2 separate regions of the Homo sapiens genome follow, and region 1 is linked to region 2. A link is a contact called in ENCODE Hi-C or POLR2A ChIA-PET data. All regions are on one chromosome and are shown on one strand. The core of a region is the stretch at or near the end of the contact, and the rest is flanking DNA. Distances in the headings are between cores, read along the strand shown.

Region 1 (3,771 bases), core at 1,064-3,563, 71 kb before region 2:
CCGGGCATGGTGGCCCATGCCTGTAATCCCAGCTACTCGGGAGGCTGAGGCAGGAGAATCGCTTGAACCTGGGAGGCGGAGGATGCGGTGAGCTGAGATCGCGCCATTGCACTCCAGCCTGGGCAACAAGAGTAAATCTCCATCTCACCAGAAAAAAAAAAAAATTTGTCACTTTGGAGCAAGCAAAGACTCCTTAGAGAAGATACCAAAAAAGAGGAGTAAATATAAAATTAAAACTTGATAAATTGAACTTAATCAAAATAAAAAGCTAACGTTCATTAAAGACACTATTAAAATGAAAAGGGAACACATGCTGAGAGGAAGTATTGAAACCACCTTTGCAAAATTATAACTAAGGAAATTATGACAGTGAAAGATAACAGACTTAACCAATTCCATCTTGTTTCTAACCTTCAAACGGTCCTTGTCCATTACTGGCCATAGGCCAAACAAGTCTTGGGAAGGAATTTAATTTATAGTTTAAATAATAGCCCTTCCCCAAAACTAGACTGTTCTTGTAAAATGAATGAAAGGCCACCAGCCACCAAGTTAGAATGAGAGGGGCTGGAAGTCTAAATATTATCAGCCATTATTCTGGAGGTCATAAGATAAGATTTGCAACTTCCCCAAGATATCAACACTACTGTGAACCTAGGGTTGGCCTTTTTTTTTTTTTTAAATGGAGTCTCGTTCTGTAGCCCAGGTTAGTGTACAGAGGGACAATCTCGGCTCACTGCAACCTCCACCTCCCAGGTTCAAGCCATTCTCCTGCCTCAGCCTCCCAAGTAGCTGGGATTACAGCCATGTGCCACCACGCCTGGCTAATTTTGTATTTTTAGTAGAGACGGGGTTTTGCATGTTGGCCACGCTGGTCTCCAACTCCTGACCTCAAGTGATCGCCTGCTTTGGCCTTTCAATGTGCTGGGATTCCAGGCCTGAGCCACCGCGTCAGCCTAGGATTTGCCTTTTAAGAAGTCTTTTCCGCCGGGCGCGGTGGCTCACGCCTGGAATCCCAGCACTTTGGGAGACTGAGGTGGGCGGATCACGAGGTCAGGAGATCGAGACCATGCTGGCCAACATGATGAAACCCCGTCTGTACTAAAAATACAAAAATTAGCCGGGCGTGGTGGTGAGCGCCTGTAATTCCAGCTACTCGGGAGGCTGAGGCAGGAAAATCGCTCGAACCCGGGAGGCGGAGGTTGTAGTTAGCCAAGATCGCGCCACTGCACTCCAGCCTGGGCAACAAGGGCGAGATTCCGTCTCAAAAAAAAAAAAAAGTCTTTTCAGGTTTTTGCATTTCTGACAACCGGATGGCCCCACCTGGACCTGCCAACCAGTTGTGTGGCCTCTACCCAGGGACTGACTCAGCATAAGCGGACAGCTTCGACTCCCTGTGATTTCATCCCTAGCTGACCAGTCAGCACTTCTGACTCACTGGCCCCCTACCCACCAAATTATTCTTAAATACTGGGATCCCCGAGTTTTGGGGAGACTGATTTGAGGAATAAAACTCTGGTCTCCCGAACAATCGGCTCTGTGTGAATTATGCTTTCTCTATTGCAATTCCCCTGTCTTGACAATAGACTCTGTCCCGGCAGCTGGCAAGGCGAACCCATGGGGCGGTTACAGTGTCTGCAACGCAGACACAAGCGACAGAGACTTGATCAGAATATACAAGGAACTCTGCAAGTCAGCGATGGTAAGAAGCAGGGCAGCTGGGCCTCCTACGCCTGCCTCGCCGTTCGGTCCCCCGGACACCTCTGGGCTTAGGACTCAGGGGAACAGATTCCCAGAAGCAGGTTCCCCGCCGCGTCCGGCGCCCGGGCTCTGCAGCCGCCCCCTGCTCTGCCTCCTGCACCCGCAGGGCGTCCCCCGCCGCTCCCTCCCCTGCTTCCTGCAGCGGCCCCCGACCCCAGTCCTGGCCCCACCATGGATCCTGCATCGCCGGGTTCGGCCCTGGCGGGTTCAGCCCCGCAGAGTCGGCACCCGGGCCAGGTCCATCTCCTCCAGCCCTCCCGGTGCGTCCCGCGGGGCAGGAAGGAGGCGAGGCCCAGCCGCCCCGTGTCGTGCAGGTGTTTTCCCGGGCCCGTCCGCGGCGGCTGCTGAGGACCTGGGGAGACCCAGCCTGTAGGATCCGCAGCTGCGGTGCGCGGCCGGCAGTGGCGCTCGGGCTTCGTCCCCGGGGGCGGGGCTTCGTCCAGGCGCGCAGGGACCAGCGGGCCTCGCCCTCCCGCGCCGCTTTCCGATTGGCAGCCGCCCGCGGGGCATTGTGGGCCGTCCGCGCGCCCGTCCCGTCGCCGCCGCCGCCGCCGCAGACCCCTCGGTCTTGCTATGTCGAGCTCACCCGTGAAGCGTCAGAGGATGGAGTCCGCGCTGGACCAGCTCAAGCAGTTCACCACCGTGGTGGCCGACACGGGCGACTTCCACGGTGAGGACGGCGCGGAGCCCGGGCGCGGCGCAAGCGCCCTCCAGAGGCCCCGGCGCCCCGATTTCCCCGGGTCTCCCGTTCCGGGACGCGGACCGGGTGGCGGTGCCCCGGGCGGCTCGTTCCGGGAGGAATGAGCGCAGGTGCCGGATGTTGGGGCCAGGGACAGCCGTGAGGGGAGCGGGGCCCGGGTCGGCCGTGAGAGGCGCAGGGCCAGCGGCGACCGTGAGGGGAACGGGGCCCGGGTCGGCCGTGAGGGAGCAGGGCCGGGGGCAGCCGTGAGGAGCTGGGGTCAGCCGTGAGGGGCTCGGTGCTGGGGTCAGCGGTGCGGGCGGTACTGACGGGTCCTTGCGAGCCGTGGGGCACGAAGCCGGAGCCCCAGCCTCGCCCTCCGCCCAGGGTGGGGTCGGCTGCGCCCTCAGACCCCGCACCCGGGACGGGCTGTGGGCAGCCCGCGGGAGCCCCTCTGTGCACCTTCATGGGTCGAGGCAGCTTTCAGAGCCTTTGAGTTCAGGAGAGATTCAGGGTAGAGCTTCGAGCTGACTTCCACGTGGCCAGTTTGTGGTCAGCGAGATGCAATTTTGTTGGGCTGATGTCTGCAGAGCGGGGACATCAGCTAGCTCTGACCAGAAGCTGCCAGTGCTGCCATCGCCCTTGAGCCCTGCGGTGCCCAGTGGGACAACTCCGTGGGCGGCAGGTGCCCGGCCTGCTGGACAGCCACCGCCAGACGCACCGGGTGGGTAAAAGCCGGTGCCCATGAAAGCACAGGGTTGGTACACTGTTAAATACTGGATTTTCCTGGGCTTGAGTTGTTTACATTGGAGAGAACTTGGAAAATACAAAGAAGGATTATTTATTAATACTTAGCTCTTCTGTCCTCTGCAGTGCAGAGTAGACGAGCCTTGTGTCTATGTTTTGTTGAGAACAAGTAATATTTTTTAAGAAAATCATGAAACGCTTCATGGATGAATGCTGCGAGCACCTAATACGGAAGTGACTTCCTCTCTTTTCTGCTTTCTCATGGTGACTTGAGAAACAGGCTTTAATTCCTCTTTGGTAACTGAGTAAGGGCATTGTTTATCTAGCAGAGCCTAGAGAGTGAATTGGCATGTTTGGCTGCTTAACCATAAAATATGGGGATTCAGTGACTGGCTTGGGGTGCCACAGTCTGCTCCGGACCCCTCTTTGGGAGATCCAAAGCTAGAGCTGTGAATCCCTCACACACACAGCCCCCCCGTTGTAGTCCAGACCTCTCTTCATAAGAAAGAAAGCTCCAGAAAAGGGGCTACACATTTTTCTGCTGCTCAGTTTTTTCCCTTCTTAGCACTGAGAATAATTTGCAGTTT
Region 2 (3,375 bases), core at 270-2,769:
TGACCTCGTGATCCACTCACCTCAACCTCCCAAAGTGCTGGGATTACAGGTGTGAGCCACTGTGCCTGGCCTATTTTTAAATTTTTTGTAGGGATGGAATCAAGCTATGTTGCCTAGGCTGGTCTCAAACTTCTGGACTCAAGCAATCCCCCCACCTTGGCCTCCCAGAGTGCTGGGATTATAGGTGTGAACCACTGTGCCCAGCCTAGAAGGAGTCGCTTTAAGTCAGGTATGGTCACGTCCTCCCTGCTTGACCCTCTCCCATGGCTGGGCTTCAGCTACTCTCTCCCCTCACTCCCCGACAATCTTCGCCTGTCCTGGTCGGCTGCCTGGGTCTGCTCATTTACCCTTCAAAATTCAACTCAGCATCACTTCCCACAGGGAAGCCCTCCAGAACCCCTTAGGTGCCCCACACGTGGTTACCTACCTCCTCTCACTCATTTTTCTTTTTTCTTTTTTTTTTTTTTTTTGAGAAGAAGTCATGCTCTGTCACCTGGCCAGGCTGGAGTGCAGTGGCACAATCTCAGTTCACTGCAACCTCTGCCTCCCGGGTTCAAGTGACTCTCTTGCCTCAGCCTCCCGAGTAGCTAGGACTACATGCGTGCACTACCACACCTGGCAAATTTTTGTATTTTCAGTAGAGACAGGGTTTTGCCATGTTGGCCTGGCTGGTCTCAAACTCCTGACCTCAGGTGATCTGCCCTCCTCGGCCTCCCAAAGTGCTGGGATTACAGGCATGGGCCACTGTGCCCGGCCTCTTTTTAGGACGGAGCCTCGCTCTGCCCCCCAGGCTGGAGTGCAGTGGTGCGATCTCAGCTCACTGCAACCTCCGCCTCCCAGGTTCAAGTGATTCTCCTGCCTCAGCCTCCCGAGTAGCTGGGATTACAGGCGTGTGCCACCCTGACCGGCTAATTTTTGTATTTTTGGTAGAGACAGCGTTTCACCAGCCAGGCGGTCTCAAACTCCCGACTTTCTGTGATCCGCCCGTCTTGGCCTCCCCAAGTGCTGGGATTACAGGTGTGAGCTTCCACACCCGGCCTCCTCTCATTTTGAGCTTATGTAAATGCCTACCGGCCCCCAGTAGGGCTGGGGCAGGGTTGACTTTCCAGTGCTGTCTGGGATGGCTGGGAGCAAAGAGGCTGAGGACTGGGCAGCATCCCCCTAGATGGCCCCATCCTGTTCTGGCCCTGTTCTGGCTTCCCTAACTCAGCTTGGGTTGGGGGCAGCCCCAAGCCCCATCCCAGACCCTCTGCAGCTCTGGCAACAGCTAGGTCCAGAGATGACCTCAGCCTGGGGAGCCAGTGTTCCTGGGGAGACAGAATCTCATTGCCTCCCACCCCAACCTGAGAAAGCCTCTCGTTTGGGGGTGGGGTGAGGTTCAGGGAGGGATCCTGGATCTACTCCAAGCCCTGTTTGCTCCACTGACCAGGAGAAAAATGCGGAAAAGGGGTGAAAGGGTGACATCACCCAGGATTGCTCCACCTCTGGGGCAATTATCGGGAGCAGGGCGGCCCCAGTCAGACGCAGGCAGCCCCAAAGCCTGAACAGGCAGGGCCAGACCCAGGTAAGAAGCCAAGGTCCGGAAGGGTCGCGGGCGCGGGGCAGGGCTGAGGCCCCACGTCAGGTCGCGTGGGTCTGCGGAGCTGGGGTCCCCCACGAAGGGTTTGCGGGACTCGCATCCGGCCTTGGCCTTGGATGTTTATGGGTCTGTCTGTGGGTGAGCCTGTGGGTCCCGGGGCTCCCGAGGCCTGTGCGGCTTTCAGGTCTGGGGGTGCTGCCGGTGCGCCTCTGTCCAGGGACCAGCTCCTCTGTCCCGGGTGGGTGTGGGAGGCGGACCCGGTGGGGAGGGGCGGTGGCTGCCCTGAAACCAGAGCTCCCTCTCGCCGGTACCCAGGTCTGTGTGAGGCTTCCGGCCCCCAGGCTCGGGCCTGCGCCCAGCCCACCCTACACCCCTAGGCGTGTGCCCCCAGCCGTGCCCAGCAGGGGCGGAGGGAGGGCAGAAGCTTTCTCCGGGCGGCAGCGGAGGGCGGGGCTCCAGCGCGGGGGGCCGGGTCAAGGACGGGGGCGGGTCCCGAGGGCACGGCCGTTCCCTGCGCGCCCCGATTGGTCTTCGTGTGCCGGCCCCGCCCCCGCCGTGAGTCCCACACTTAAAAGCGCCGCCTCCGCGCCGCCCGCGTAGCTTCTTCGCCTCCGCCAGCGGGGACCCCGAGCTAGAGCCGCAGCGGGACCTGCCCGGCCCCCGGCTCCAGCGAGCGAGCGGCGAGCAGGCGGCTCACAGAGGCCTGGCCGCCCACGGAACCCGGGGCCCGGCGGCCGCCGCCGCGATGTTTCCCCGCGAGAAGACGTGGAACATCTCGTTCGCGGGCTGCGGCTTCCTCGGCGTCTACTACGTCGGCGTGGCCTCCTGCCTCCGCGAGCACGCGCCCTTCCTGGTGGCCAACGCCACGCACATCTACGGCGCCTCGGCCGGGGCGCTCACGGCCACGGCGCTGGTCACCGGGGTCTGCCTGGGTGAGCGGGGCCGGGGGCGGCAGGCGGGGGGCTGGCGGGAAGGCCGTGCGGGGCCGGGGGATGGTCTCCGTGAGCGGAGGGGCCCCGCGGCGAGTCGGTGGGTACCGTGGGGAGGGTTCCGGTCCGCGCCTGGGGAACCCGGCGAGGATCCAATCCGGGTCGCTGGCCTGGGGGCGGGGCCTGGTTTGTTTTGCTCCGAGGGTGCCCGGGGCCCGCCTGTCTGGCGCAAAGGTTTGGGGGCGGGCAGGTGCAGCAAAAGCTGCTTAATTGGACAGAAAAAGTAACTCGTGGGCGGGACCGTGAGAATCCGAGGAGGGACCTAAGTCACCCCGTGGCCCTGGATATTACAACCGGTGCCAGCGATCGGTCACAGTGTCCTGGGCTTCCGCAGTTGCAGGCTGCTATCAGGGGGCCTGGCATGGGGGTAGCCTCTTGAGAGGCGTCTGGGAACCGTGACCTGGTCCTTCCCAAGGGCCCGGAGGAGGAGCCCCGCTGAGGTCAGGGCTGGGCGCGAAGGGGCTCTCCTGCCCTCTCCTTGCACACGGTGCCCTGTGGCCTGGCTCCCCGCTGCGGCCCACCGCGTTTGCACACTTCATGGGTGAGGGTGCTTCTGGGCTCTGGTGCCTGGGTCAGGAGTGGATGGGTCTCTGTGTGCTGGGCTGGCCTCGGCTCGCACCATCGGCTGCCATGAGGGAGTGATGTTTACAGCACACGACTTCAGGAGCCTGTGAGGACACCCAAGATGACAGGGGCACTCTGCTCAGCAGGAGCCTGTCCGGGGCTCACCCCTGCCCTCTTCCTCTGAACTTTGTCCTGGGAGGGAGGGGGCTGGACCACAGAAGTGAACCTCTCAGGTCCCAATAA

What was found. Hi-C counts contacts between places; a loop is a spot of excess contacts on that map. ChIA-PET counts read pairs that join two places held with the same protein, here RNA polymerase II (POLR2A). Pooled maps may share reads with other maps.
Region 1: a loop to region 2 is called in a pooled map, with 8 times the contacts of the local background. The contact joins the promoter of TALDO1 here to the promoter of PNPLA2 in region 2. A Hi-C loop is called at or near these places in 1 of 168 maps with a recorded cell type or tissue (posterior vena cava), 6 of 37 single-sample maps with no recorded cell type and 13 of 50 pooled maps. POLR2A ChIA-PET finds 5 or more read pairs at or near these places in 21 of 52 experiments (AG04449, BJ, CD4-positive, alpha-beta T cell and 16 more).

The regions. Positions count from the first base shown.
Region 1 is chr11:745,151-748,921 of GRCh38, forward strand. It overlaps TALDO1 (transaldolase 1), which reads left to right and starts at 2,314. Exons shown (of 8, transcript NM_006755.2): 1 at 2,314-2,428. The coding sequence starts at 2,332. It overlaps LOC105376509 (a long non-coding RNA gene), which reads left to right. Exons shown (of 3, transcript XR_930962.3): 3 at 1,599-1,812. RefSeq lists enhancers at 1,298-1,946, 1,585-1,644, 1,947-2,595 and silencers at 1,775-2,374, 2,435-2,724, 2,825-2,914.
Region 2 is chr11:817,395-820,769 of GRCh38, forward strand. It overlaps PNPLA2 (patatin like domain 2, triacylglycerol lipase), which reads left to right and starts at 1,520. Exons shown (of 10, transcript NM_020376.4): 1 at 1,520-1,564; 2 at 2,180-2,511. The coding sequence starts at 2,325. RefSeq lists enhancers at 1,275-1,569, 3,105-3,154 and a silencer at 1,765-2,654.